2 separate regions of the Homo sapiens genome follow, and region 2 is linked to region 1. The links are chromatin contacts, found by Hi-C or POLR2A ChIA-PET in ENCODE. All regions are on one chromosome and are shown on one strand. The core of a region is the stretch at or near the end of the contact, and the rest is flanking DNA. Distances in the headings are between cores, read along the strand shown.

What was found. A loop is a pair of places that touch in the nucleus more often than their neighbours do. ChIA-PET counts read pairs that join two places held with the same protein, here RNA polymerase II (POLR2A). Pooled maps may share reads with other maps.
Region 2: a loop to region 1 is called in a map of OCI-LY7, with 2.5 times the contacts of the local background. The contact joins the enhancer-like site here to the promoter of EEPD1 in region 1. A Hi-C loop is called at or near these places in 1 of 168 maps with a recorded cell type or tissue (OCI-LY7), 1 of 37 single-sample maps with no recorded cell type and 12 of 50 pooled maps. POLR2A ChIA-PET finds 5 or more read pairs at or near these places in 1 of 52 experiments (GM12878).

The regions. Positions count from the first base shown.
Region 1 is chr7:36,150,391-36,156,880 of GRCh38, reverse strand. EEPD1 (endonuclease/exonuclease/phosphatase family domain containing 1) reads right to left here and starts at 3,627. Exons shown (of 8, transcript NM_030636.3): 1 at 3,207-3,627; 2 at 1,679-2,748. The coding sequence starts at 2,556. RefSeq lists a silencer at 3,496-4,215.
Region 2 is chr7:35,719,817-35,726,306 of GRCh38, reverse strand. No RefSeq gene overlaps it. Among named protein-coding and RNA genes, the nearest start is that of LINC03013, 6.6 kb to the right of the region's middle. Within about 2 kb of position 4,071, at least 2 of the 41 ENCODE cell types and tissues checked have a DNase peak (open chromatin) inside an H3K27ac peak, as active enhancers do; they include OCI-LY7, where a contact is called at or near this core.

The DNA.
Region 1 (6,490 bases), core at 2,378-4,877:
ACCCTGCCAGAGGAAGGGGCTTCCAAGAGACAGAGGGACAGCTGATTGCCTAACACCTAGTACAATGGTTCTCAAACTTTAGTGTGCATCAGAACCACCTGGAGGGTGTGTTAAAACACAGAAACAAAGTTTCTGAGTCAGTAGCTGATGTTGCTGGTCCCCAGGGGGGACCACACTTTAGAAACCACTGACATAATAAATAGGCAGGGGCTGCCTGGTTGGTCAGTCCCACTGGACCAACTTTTGATCCTAATCCATCACCCCCCTCCCAAATTGAGCCACTAGAAAGCATAATAGGAATTAAGCAGCTTTGTCTTTCCTGCCTCTCCCCTCCTCATTTCCCATTCACACGCCCATGCTGCTATGGATAAAGAGAACAATTATCAAGCCATTCTTTATAAATATCTCCCGGTGCCGAGTACAGCTCTCACCTGTGCACAAGAAGACTTTGCAGAAGGAGTGAGTTAGGCTGCAAAAGAGAGGACACAGCAGTGCAGGGAGAGCATTCAAGGGCTCCCCAGTCCAGTTCCCTGACCCAGTGTGGAGTCCCTCTCTCAGTGATGAGAGCATGCCACTGGGTCAGTGCCAAGGAAACGTTGTGACCTGCTTTTCTCCTCACTAATTTTCCTGGTGATCTGCCATCATGCACTGTGATTTCCCGCTGAGAGTTCACTTCGTGTCACCAAACTGCTGCCCCCCCGCCGCCAGCCTCACCAACAACTCAGTGCAAAGGAAATCAACGAGTAGCCACAAACACTGCACCCCTGGTGGGTGGCAGGGCAAAACGCCTCAAGTCCAGGATCACAGCTCTTATGACCTGGAAGGGACCATCACAAATATTTCTTTCTTTCCCACACCTGATTACATTATACAGTTTGCTATTTTACTAACAGCAGGAGTTACTGCCAAAATAATATTGTTTTTGTTTATGACGAGGCTAACAGAAATTCCTACAGAGAGCAGTATTGTGAATAACATAAACGCTCTGTGGTAACGGCCTATCCTACTGGACTCTTTTCTTTGGTTTAAATGGGGAAAATCCGGCCAATTTTCACACACACACGTCAGCTTGCTTTTTTCTGGCTATGGCACAGAAAAGGTTACACACATTTTGGGCTACAATTTTAGGGCTGAAAACCAACTCCAGGTTAAATAAGGAAAAAGAATGGAGAGTGATTCATTCATAGCATTTTGGTAAATATAGACACTTGTATGTGTTTGCAAATACTTGGCCTTTAAGATGATTTTGTGTGCACAAATAGGCATATTTGATGGAACAAATATGATTTTCCCTCCCATTAATAAACAAAATCCAATGAGCTCTTTCTCACATGCGAAACTGCACCAGTTCCCATGCTCTGAGTGCCTGACTTGGTGTAGACCCAGCATCCTCCAAAGCAGTAACAAAAACACAACCTCTGCTTACCCCAAAATTATGAATCAGTCTCAGATATCTCACACTCAAGACATGGGTCACAAGCCCAGCTGTATTCAGAAAATTCTGGAGCAGAAGGACAGCCCATTCTCAGGTGACGGTATTGGCTGAGGCTTCAAGAACATTGATTAAAAACTCTTGCACCCTCCCTACCCGCAAAAGAATCCATTCATTTGCATCCATAGATGAGGTCACGCACAAGTTGCCTTCACACCCAACACCCATGGTGGTTCCTGTCCTCACCTGTTTTCCAGGAGTGTCATGCACACCACCTCTCGCACCCCGGGGTTGTTGGCCTTCTCCACGGAACAGCCCTGCAAGTTCCAGGTGGCCAGCCTCAGCACAGGCCTCCCATCCCTTGTGCCTCCAAAGGCCTCCACGGACGGCCGAGTGGAGATAATCTGGGTGGGCCCCCCTGGCGGCAGGTCCAGGTCCTCACTCTGCAGGCTCAGGGAAGTGGGGCTCGGGTGAGGCTTGGCGGTGAAGGTCAGTCCCCCGTTCGTGTGGGTGGATGGGGGCCTGGACCTCTCAGCAAACACCTGGTGCCGGATCCTGTCCAGGAAGGCGGCATTGATACCATCCATCCTCACTAGGTCCTCAACGCTGCGAAAGGGCCCATGCTCACGGCGGAAGTCCACGATGCTGAGGGCCATTTTCTCCGAGAGGCCTCGCACGCTCATGAGCTGGGCCGGGGTGGCTGTGTTGATGTTAACACGTGGGGTGAGGGGCACAGCTGTGGCCAGGTGGTGAGGCTGCTGCTCCGCTAGCAGGTCCCGCCGCAGGGAACTGGGAGAGTGCTGCGCTGAGCTGCCCTTGCTGCTCACACAGATCTCAAACTTGACCTGCTCCAGCTTGGTGGCGCCTACACCACTGACCAATGCCAGGTCCTCCACCTTCTTGAAGCCACCGATATACTCTCGGTACTCCACGATGCTGCGTGCCACGGCACGCGTCACCCCAGGCAGGGTCATCAGCTCCTCCTCCGTGGCAGTGTTGATGTTGAGCCGCTCCTGATTCACTAGAATGTTGCTGAAGTTACAGGCTGCGCTGAACTTGCGGCTATGGGACAGGTCCGAGGGGTCCCTGGGGATGGAGCGGTGGCAGCCCAGGGTGCTCCCCATGGTCCGCCAGGATCAGGCTCCCGGGAAGGCCGCACCACTGCAGAAGAGCTCTCTGGCTAGGGAGGAAGCCCAGTAGGCCGTACAAGCACAGAAAAACGGAAGGTGCAGGATTCAGGGACTGAAGAGGTTACTATAGACAAACACCGAATCTTCCATGCCTGGCGTGTCCAAAATTACCTTTCACTTGGCCGCCTAGAAAATAAATCAATAAACATAGAAACCCATTGAATTAAGAAATTTGCATTAGCACCCCCTACCTAGTGCTAGAGTTAGTAACCAGGAGTCGGGGACTGGTGGCTGCCCGTGAACCCCTAAAAACGCAGGCACAATGAGGCTAGGCCCATGTGGATTCTCCTCTAGGGACGTCCGGGTTTTATCACACTGGAGTCCAAAAAGGCTACGAGCCGCTTCTCTTGGGAAGAGACCTATCCCCATCAGCCTCATGCCTCTCCTCCAGGCCTCTCTCAACTCTGACACTTGGGTCACCCACACTTGGGCTCGCGCAGACGGGGTGGCCACTCCACCTCCCCCACGCTCCGCATCTGACACAGCGCTACCTGCAACCTGGGAAGTCCGTGCTCCCCGGAGCGGGCACTGAGAAGGGGCTTATCGACCCCCCACCCGACCTGCCGCGGGTCCCCGCGCCCCACCTCTCGGCCGCTCTGCGGGGCGCCGGTTCCTCTTCCACCTGCGGCTCGGAAGCCTGAGCCCAGCCCGGGACAGCACGGGCCCCCTGCCTCCAGCCTAGGCGTCCGCGCGGGTGTGGGTCACTGGTCAGGCCCTGGAAGCCGACTACGCCGCTTCGGTCTGCGTGTCCCGGCTCTTTCTATGGGAGAAACTTAGCATCGCTCTCCCAGAGTGAATAGAAGCCGCAGGGCTGCTCGGAGGCGGCGGCAGCGGCGGCGAAACCCGCCGCCGAGGCTGCACCGGGGCTTGCGGCGGCGCCGCCGCAGTTGCGTTTACCCCGGCAAAAAGTCCTGCGCCCAACTCGGGCGGGGATCCGCCAGAGCCAGTCCAGACCCAGCACCAGCCGCACGGCTCCCGCTCGCAGTCGGTGTCAAAGCCAAAGTCCCGGCCGCGCCGCGCCGCGCCGCTCGCGCCTCCGCAGGCACCGCGGCCACGCCTCCTCCGCGCGGCAACTCCTCCCCGGGACTCCCGAGGGCACGTGGGGGAGGGGCCCTGGCGCGGGGCGAGGCCTGGCACCAGTGGGTGGAGAGAGGAACCCGAGAGCGCAAGGGCGGGCCTGGAGTGGGAGAGGCGGGGCCATGGAAGAGGGGGCGGCATCAAGGCTCAAGAGGGTGGAGAACGAACCAGAGAGCGCGAGGGGAGGCCCTGGCGTGCGAGAGGAGGAGCCATGGGTGTGGGGGCGTGGCCTGGCACAAATGGGTGGAGAGCAGAACCCTGGAGCGCGTGGGGCGGGCCTGGAGTGCGAGAGGCGGGGTCATAGAGTGTGGGAGCGGGGCCAGGGCGCGATGGGGTAGGAAAAGCGGGGGCGGGGCCATGAGCGCGGGGGTAGGCCCCGGGAGCGCAGAGGCGGGACTTAGGGGGCTTAAGGGGCGGAGCCGGCGCCGTGCCGGCGAGGGCGGGTCACAGGGAGGCTGTCCTAAGTCAGCTGCCCCCGGACCATGGTTGCCGCCCGGGGCCTAGGACTGGTTGTGCCTGGTAGAGGCTGTTTAGGATTGCCCGAGGCGAGATCTGCTCAGCTGCTTTTCGTCTGTCTTTGAGGTGTGGGGATGAAGGCCGGGGCAGTCCCTGAGAGTGCATCGCTGTAGGTCCAGGGTCTCACGGAATTTTGCAGAACGTTCCAGAGGAGACTGAATGGGATCGTCTTAATTTCTGTCCCCACTTTCGGCCTTTTCTTTTCTTCCACCAGTGTATTACCTTTGCTCCGCTCAGAGAGATGTCCTCTAATAACGCCAGCGACGCATTGTGCTCCTAGCAGAGGGCACGCACCACCCTCCTGTGTGTTCGCATAGGTCAAATACAGGTTTGCTCCTTTGCACATTTAGCGCTGTGAGTAAACAAGGATAAGTTTTTGTAATATTAAGTCTAATCATTACGAAGGAGGGAAATGGGGGCTGCTTCCCAAAACCCAGAAGAGTTTTTGCATCACACTGCTAAATGACAATTTGGTTAAAGATTAAAGAGCCCTCTGCATTATAGTGGATACCTAGAGCTAGAGTATTCGATTAAGCAAATCATGCGGTGATATCGTTGAATACTTTGACCCTGGACGTTTAGTGTTCTCTGAAGTTTCATCCCCAACCAATGTGACCAGTGCATCTGGTTTCAATTCCAAGGACTGGGTCAGCAAAAATAGTACCTCTCACAGGCGGAAGGTACTTTGGTTGTAAAATTAGCGGCAGCCCAAGTTTGGAAAATGCTACTGCCTTTCTGAGGCACATTCCCCTGCTATGTATATTGGTCAGAAAACCAAGTCAAACTAGCTTAGACCAAAAAAAAAAAAAAAAAGGTCGGGGGGAAATTTTTGGTTCCTTGTTGAAAAGTTAAGGTAAGGAATCTTACCTCAAGTCTGGTTGCATCCGACCCAAGTGATGATGGGGTCATTAGGACATGGCAGGACTGCCTCCATCTCTGGCTCCACGGTTCTCTTTATTGGCTTTATTTTTAGGCAAGCTATTTGCACTTGATCGCAAAAATGCCTTGCTACCTACCATCATCTCCCACCCAAACACTGGGCTACATTATGCCACGCACTGAAATCCTGGTGCGGTAAGGAAAAAACAGTTTAAGACAAGCAGGAAAACAGAGAAAACTCTTCGTTGAGCAGAATGCCTTGATGCGCAACGTGGCTGTGGAAGCACAGCCGTGGAGCGTGGCTACTTGGGCTGGAAGCAGAGAAAACATATTTTATCATACAAACCAGGACACTCTGGAGGTGAAGAGAGGACTCTATTAATAATATCCTAGAACAACAGAAATAATCTGGTTTTATTCCCCATAAACCTAGCAAATGCTCCCCTTGGTATAAATGAAACCAAGCGTTGGCCAAACCAAAGTGCATTTAAAAACACACATACATACACCCCACAAAAACATGCAATGAGATGGTTAACTTTAAAACGACTGATTGTATCCAATGTTGGTGAGGACGCAGAGCAATTGAAATGGTCATACATTGCTGGTGGAGGTGTAAGATGGCACCACTACTTTGGAAATCAGTTTGGAAGTTTCCTAAGAAGTTAAACGTATACTTACCATATGACTCAACCAATCTACTTATAGGTATTTACCAAAGAAAAAGGAAAACATGAAACCCAGAGACTTGAATGTGGATGTTCATAGGAGCTTTGTTTGTTATAGCCAAACACACACACACACACACACCCACACACACACACACACACACACACACACACAAAGCAAAACAACAAGAAACTCAAATCCATCAGTGGATGAATGAATAAATTGTAGTATATCCATACAATGGAATGCTACTGAGCAATAAAGACAAACTATTACATGACATTGAAAAGTCTCAAAATCGTTATACTGAGTGAAAGAAGCAAGGCAAAAAAGAACATACTGTATGATTCTATTTATATAAAACACCAGAAAATACAAACTGACATACATATAGAGAAAGCAGATCAGTGGTTACCTGGGGATGATGGGGAGGGAGGAATGGATTTTAAAGGGCACAAAGAAACTTTGGGGGCTGATGGCAATGTAGTTTGAGAGGTGATAGTTTCATGGGCATATGAATGTCAAAACTGACAGAATCGTATACTTTAAATATGTGCATTTGGGTGTACTTCAGTGACAACAGCTTTGGAAAAATCTTCAAAAAATGAAAAAAAATTTTCTCTGAATCTAAAAAAACATAGGCCTTGTTTTTGGGGAGAGTGGGGTACGTGAGCCTGGGTGGAGATGAAAAGGTTTAGGAGGGGGATGAAGGGGTCCAAGAAGTTGA
Region 2 (6,490 bases), core at 2,822-5,321, 430 kb after region 1:
TCCAACCTCCTCCTCTTGGTTCTTAGCTCTCTCAGCAACACTTGGTTCTACTCCCCAGGTCACAAAGCAAAACTTCCCAACCATATCAACAGAGACAAACAGATACTCTTGTGTCTGTGAGAGTGTAGGTGTGCTGATGGGTGTCTACACTAACAGTCTACAATTAGGTTTGACTGGTCAAAATATATTTTATGTGCTACTTAATAGTTTTAATTCACTCTAATAACTGAAATATCTGGTTTTAAGTAGATTCTGAAGAGAAATGCTCCACATTACAGTGTCTTTCCCTAAAAGATAGAACCTACATACACATTGGCCGGGTGCGGTGGCTCACGCCTGTAATCCCAGCACTTTGGGAGGCCGAGGCGGGCAGATCACGAGGTCAGGAGATCGAGACCATCTTGACTAACACGGTGAAAACCCATCTCTACTAAAAATACAAAAAATTAGCCGGGCGTGGTGGCAGGCGCCTGTAATCCCAGCTACTCAGGAGGCTGAGGCAGGAGAATGGCATGAACCCGGGAGGCGGAGCTTGCAGTGAGCCGAGATAGCGCCACTGCAGTCCGGCCTGGGTGAAAGAGCAAGACTCCATCTCAAAAAATAAAAATAAAAATAGTAAAAATAAAAAAAAAATAAAAAAAGAACCTACATACACATTGATGTCATGTAATTCACAGGAGCTGCACAGGTGAGAACCTGTTTGTTGTGGGAAGAAGCAAGAGCTCCTCCCCACTTCCCGTGCAGGGCTGGGGTACGCAGCTGCTGTTTAAGAGCAAGGCCTGAGGTCTAGCAATGTTCTTGCCCATGTGAGGCCTGGTTTTGCCTCAAAGTAGAACTTCTGAAACAGAAAGTTTCCTTATCTCCCTGGCAGGACATGCGACAGATGTGCGGCTCGCATGTTCAGTGTCCCACTGCTCAAACCCCTAGGGGGAGCATGCAGACAGGTCGTGGGGAGCTCCGGACAACTGACATTTTTCTCAGTCTTTAGTAGAGTAGCATGCGGTGTTAAAGACGAGTCCTCGGTTCATCTTCCATCCATATTTCCAGACATAAGTTCTCCTTGAAAAGAAATGCTGAAACTTGTGGTTAAAAGGTACCCATGGAGCTCCGACCTCACAGCAGTGCCTAGGGTTGAGTATTTACAGCTCCTGAAGCCCCAGTGGGCATGTGTTACAGTGTGCTCTTTCAGTTTTGCCGTCTGCAGGCAACTTGTGTTAACCAGCTCAATTAGACCCTCTGCCGTATGACAAGGACAGAGGGCCTCTGTATCCTCAGTTCTTGCCCTAGCGTACCGGAAAGAATCGGATAACATGTAGGCTTGGAAGATCGGTGCAAGGTTTTATTGTGTGGTGGAGGTTGCTCTCAGCAAGGTGGATGGGGAGCCAGAAGGGGGATGGAGTGGGAAGGCGGTCTTCCCCTGGAGTCAGGCTGTCCAGCGGCTGGACTCTCCTCTGACTGCCCCGACCGAATTTTCTGCATCGTCTTGCCTCAATGGCCTGCTGTTGTCTGCTGGTGTCTGTCGGTGCGCTCTTCTGCTCCTCTGCTCCTCTCAACGTCCAACTGCTTGTGTCCACGCCCGCTAGGGTCTCAGGGTTTTTATGGGCACAGGATGGGGGTGTGGCAGGCCAGAGTGGTCTTGGAAAATGCAACATTTGGGCATGAAAACACGGGTGCCTGTTCTTACTTAGGTCCATGGGCACAAGCCTGAGGGTGGAGCCCTCGCCAGGAACCCCACCCTTGTCTACCCAGCACTTCCCTGGCCACCTCCTGTGTCACTTCTACTGTTTCCTGGTGAAAATAGTAACACTGAGAATGAGTTGGGGTGGAACATTGACCTCTCAAAACATTTATCATTTTCTCATGTAACAATGATGGTGTCATTTCCTGTTAGGGGCATTGGGGAATAAAAACACTTTTTAAAAAGTATAAAACATTCTCTTTGGAAATTTACAATAAAAAAAAAACACGATTCTTTAGTGAGTACTTATCCAGGCACTATTTAATTTACACTCAACATGGAGCCTATCAGTCAATCGTCATATAAGGTAGAAGCTACCATAGCTTCATTTTACGAATGAAGAAACTGAGGTGTAGACAAGTTGAGTAGCTCACTCAAGGACACAGCAGAGTCAAGATTCAGACCTGGATATCCCGATTCCGGGAGCTTTGCTCTTACCTGATGCACTCTTCCCCTCACCTTTAAGAATTTGAAGACTGTTGCCAGTCAGTTCATCAGATTCCCCTCAGTATGTATTTGAACACAGCACAATCTGTAAGTTGGTGTAAAAGCAGTCATTGACTGGCAAGAATTCTAAGGGTAATCTCATCAAATTACAATGCTCATCTTTCTGAGTAGAAATTTGGGTTTAAAGCTTTAAATTCTTAAAAAATAATACAGCCTCTAAAAAAACCCTACCACTGGTTATATTTATATCTACTTGTGTTATGATATAGAAACTTAGTTTCATAAGTAACTGCCAACATGTTTCCCAAAGTGGCTGTACCATTTTGCATTCCCACCAGCAATGAATGAGAATTCCTGTTGCTCCTCACCCTTGGCAGCATCTGGGGTTGTCATATTCTGGATTTTGGCCATTCCTATAGGTTTGTGTAGTGGTATCTCACTGTTGTTTTAATTGGCATTTTCCTGATGACATATGATGTGAAGCATCTTTTCATATGCTTATTTGCTATCTGCATATCTTCTTTGATGACATGTCTTGTCAAGATCTTTTGCCCACTGTTCAAATGAGTTGTTTTCTTATTGTTGAGTTTTAATAGTTTAAATGTAGAGAGAAATAGATGATGTTTGTTTACTAGAGTAATCAAGATATAATCATTTTAAGAGCTAGTTGATAGCAAATATAAGTTATTTGCTCTAAATTTGATAATATAGAAATCTATCTCTAATATAATAATAATAGTGAGAGACTGTATTCTTGTAGGGAAATTTTTTCTAAAAAGCGTGGTAAAGCTCTGATGATTCTATAATAGGTTCAAAGGATTGGATTTGTTAGATGTTGATGATGTTGATGGGTTGCTAGATGTTAGATCATGACTCATGATCTAACATCATCTAACACAATCTAACGTGATCATCGTCATGACTCATGATGAGAGAGAGCACAGCATAGTGGTTAAAAGTATGGATGCTGGCGTTCAAGTCCCAGTATTGACACTTATTATTTGTGTGACATTGGGCAAATTACTCAATCAGTGTGGCCTCAGTTTCCTAACCTGAGAAATAGGGAGTACAATATTACCTACCATTGTGGACTGAATGTTTGTGTCCCCCAAAATGCATATGTTGAACCCCTAACCCCCAATGTAGCTGTATTTGGATATGGATATGGTGGCTCTAAGAAAGTAATTAAGGTTGAATGAGGTGTTAAAGATGGAGCCCTGATCCCATAAATTAGTATCTTCATAAGAAGAGACACCAGAGAGCTCACTCACTCTGAGGAACACAGAGGAAAGGCCAGGTGAGCACACAGTGAGAAGGCAGCTGTCTGCCACCTACGAGGAGAGCCCTCACCAGACACCAGCTCTGCTATACCTTGGTCTTGAACTTCCAGTCTCTGGAACTGTAAGAAAATAAATGTTCGTTGTTTAAGCCACCTAGTCCATGGTGTTTTGTTATGGCAGCCCAAGCTGACTAATACCTGCCTTGCAGGGCTGTTGAAGGATGAAATGAGTCAATACACATGAAACGCTTTGCACAGTGTCTGGCACATGGGAAGCACTATATAAGTGTTAGCTGGAATTGCTGACCTCAGATCTGTAGATCTGGGGTTTGAGAATTGGTGATGTTTTGCACAAGTGTGATATACATAATTGTACTGAGTTTTGAAAAACATATTTGAATAACTAATTTTAAATTAATTAAGTGGGAAAACATTTTCATTCTAAAGTCAACCCAGTCGGATGAGAGTAAACATACCAATCTAGGTTAGGGCCAACATCTCATGCCTTCCTCCTTTCCTCCACTTCTCCTCGGTTCCCTCTTCCCTGGATATAACCTCTACCCAACGATAAGCAAGTTGTAATGGGTCTCTGGGGAAAGAGAAGACAGAACAGGAAATGTCTGCATAGATAGGGGAAGCCTGTAAAATGCAGATGATGGTTGTAATTTTAGGAGTTCAAATATAAATGGCATCGAGTTGAACTCTAATTTTAAAATAGTAGAGGCTAAAATGCTTAAATGTTAGTCTTTAAATGATTTTTTTCCTTTTATTGTATTTGACTTGTACATATTTGGATCCTTAAATCTTTAGATAACTATCATAAAAGTCAATTTAGGATGGAAGAATTATTTTCTGTGAAGGGTCAGGGAACCATGGACAAAGAAACAACTGCTTTAGATAAATATTAAAATATACTTTCAGTCCCAAAGTATCACCTTAAAGGGGGAAGAGGAAGAAAAGCTGGACAAGCAGGAAGAAAGAGGGAGAAATGTAAAGAAAGAGAAAGGAAAAGAAATAGAAAAAGAAGAGAAAGGAGGAAATAGAAGCAAGGGAATAAAAAGAGCGTTATAATAAAATTTGGTTCTATAGGTTTTGAGGGGTTTTTGTCAAGGTCATTTGTAAAGTTCCTCCAGCGGAAAGGAACAAGAATTTTCTGCACCTTTTTAAAATGTAGATGAACTAATTGGCAAGTGTTTATATGGCTTCCACTGTCCCCACCCTGGGAAGAACAATTTTTGGCCTGCCTGTGTGACAGATATCCTGGCCCTCCAGATTTGGAGATGTAGCACTCGGTCTAGTTTTAGCAGTAAGATTTAGACTGGTGAATGACTGTCCCACTTCCTCCTTCCTCAAATGCATGGATAGGTAAGACCTTCCCTGAGCTGGGGGATTCCATCTGGCCCACCTCTTGCTTCCCTGGGCTAGAGACTCTGCAAGCTGCTGTCTCCACAGGGCTTAGGTCCTGATAGAAACCAACTGAGAGACAGTGGCATTTAGGACTATACATGTGGGCATATGTCGGACACAGAGAATGACTAAGAGAGATATCTTTAGCTCCCTTCCTGTCTTCTTCAGGCTCCCATCCAGCAAGAATATACCCTTCCAGGTTTTTATAGTTTGGGAGTAGAGAATGACATTTTTTAATTAGTTCAATCAATATTTATTGAGCATATACTATGTTACAGGCAATGTGGATACAGATAGGCATTGGAGAAAATGTCAAAGTTCCTGCCTCCTTGAGTCTGCAGTCAGGAAGGCAATAAATATCCCTTATTTGGGCAATTTTGTACTCTTCCAATATGTGACCAAATATGGGCACATCTTCCAATACACAGACTGACCCCTGTCCCCTTTATGTAAATAAAGAAAGAAATCTTTGATGACCAGGAAATAATCTGAAAGGCAATTGTTCATGTTCTCATTTGTAAAAAGACTTTTAAGGGGTTGGGTGTGGTGGCACATGCCTGTGATGCTAGCACTTTGGGAGGCTGAGGCAGGAGGATTAGAAGCCCAGGTGTTCAAAACCAGCCTGGGCAACACAGTGAGACCCTGTCTCTACCAACCAAAAAAAAAAAAAAAAACAAAAATAAAAACATAAAATATCTTATTTAAAAAATAAGTCTTAAATATTATTTCACTTTAACTCAACCCTCATGCAGTCAAAGCAAAACAAAACAGAAAATTTGCTAACCTTTAAACCCAGGACAGGATCTTTTACAAGGGCAGCCCTTGCAACCTCCTGGGAGAAAGTTCATTCTCTGGGTTTCAGCTATAGCAGCCTCTCTCCCTTGCTTCTTACTTAGTTCTAAGTTCCTGGATCAGTGTGGCATGCTGGACCCATTGTCCTCGCGGTGTGGAATCAGAAGCAAGCTGTAAAAGCGTGTTCCTTCTGGTTGTTCTGGTTGCTTTGGAGGCTTTCCATCTTCATCACCTTCTGAACTGGCCTGAAGCTTTACAATGGCTCCTTGGTGAGGGGTTGCCTATTAATCACCCCATCTCTGCTCTTACTCACTGGCAGAGCACTGATTATGTTCAGGCATAACAACCCCCACCCCCATTCTCCTCCATCTAAGGATAATGGCAATCTCTCCCTCCTGGCCAAGTGATCCACTTAAACAGGTGTTTGTGACTTGTTCCACAGTTAAGTAAGTGGGTCAAGAGAGTGGCAGAAAGGCCTGCAGGTTTTTCCTTGCCCTTAAAATGAGACTTATGAAAAGAGATACTTTTTGTATCTGCATACTTTTTGCATTTGCATTTTGCATGGCATGATAGCAGCCACCTTGCAACTACCTTTAAGCCAGCTGGAGGACGAAACTGATAGGCTGAGGATGGCAGGGTAGAAAGTGGGAAAGAATTTGGGCCCTTGATTATCAATCAAGCTGCTGAATCAACTGACCCTAGGACTACCCTACTCAAGATGTCTCATTATATAATACACTGTATTTTCCTTTGCTTAAATCAGTTGAGTCAGTATCTTCCAGTATGCGTGACTGGATGCCTCCTGATACACCTGCCTATGTCCACTA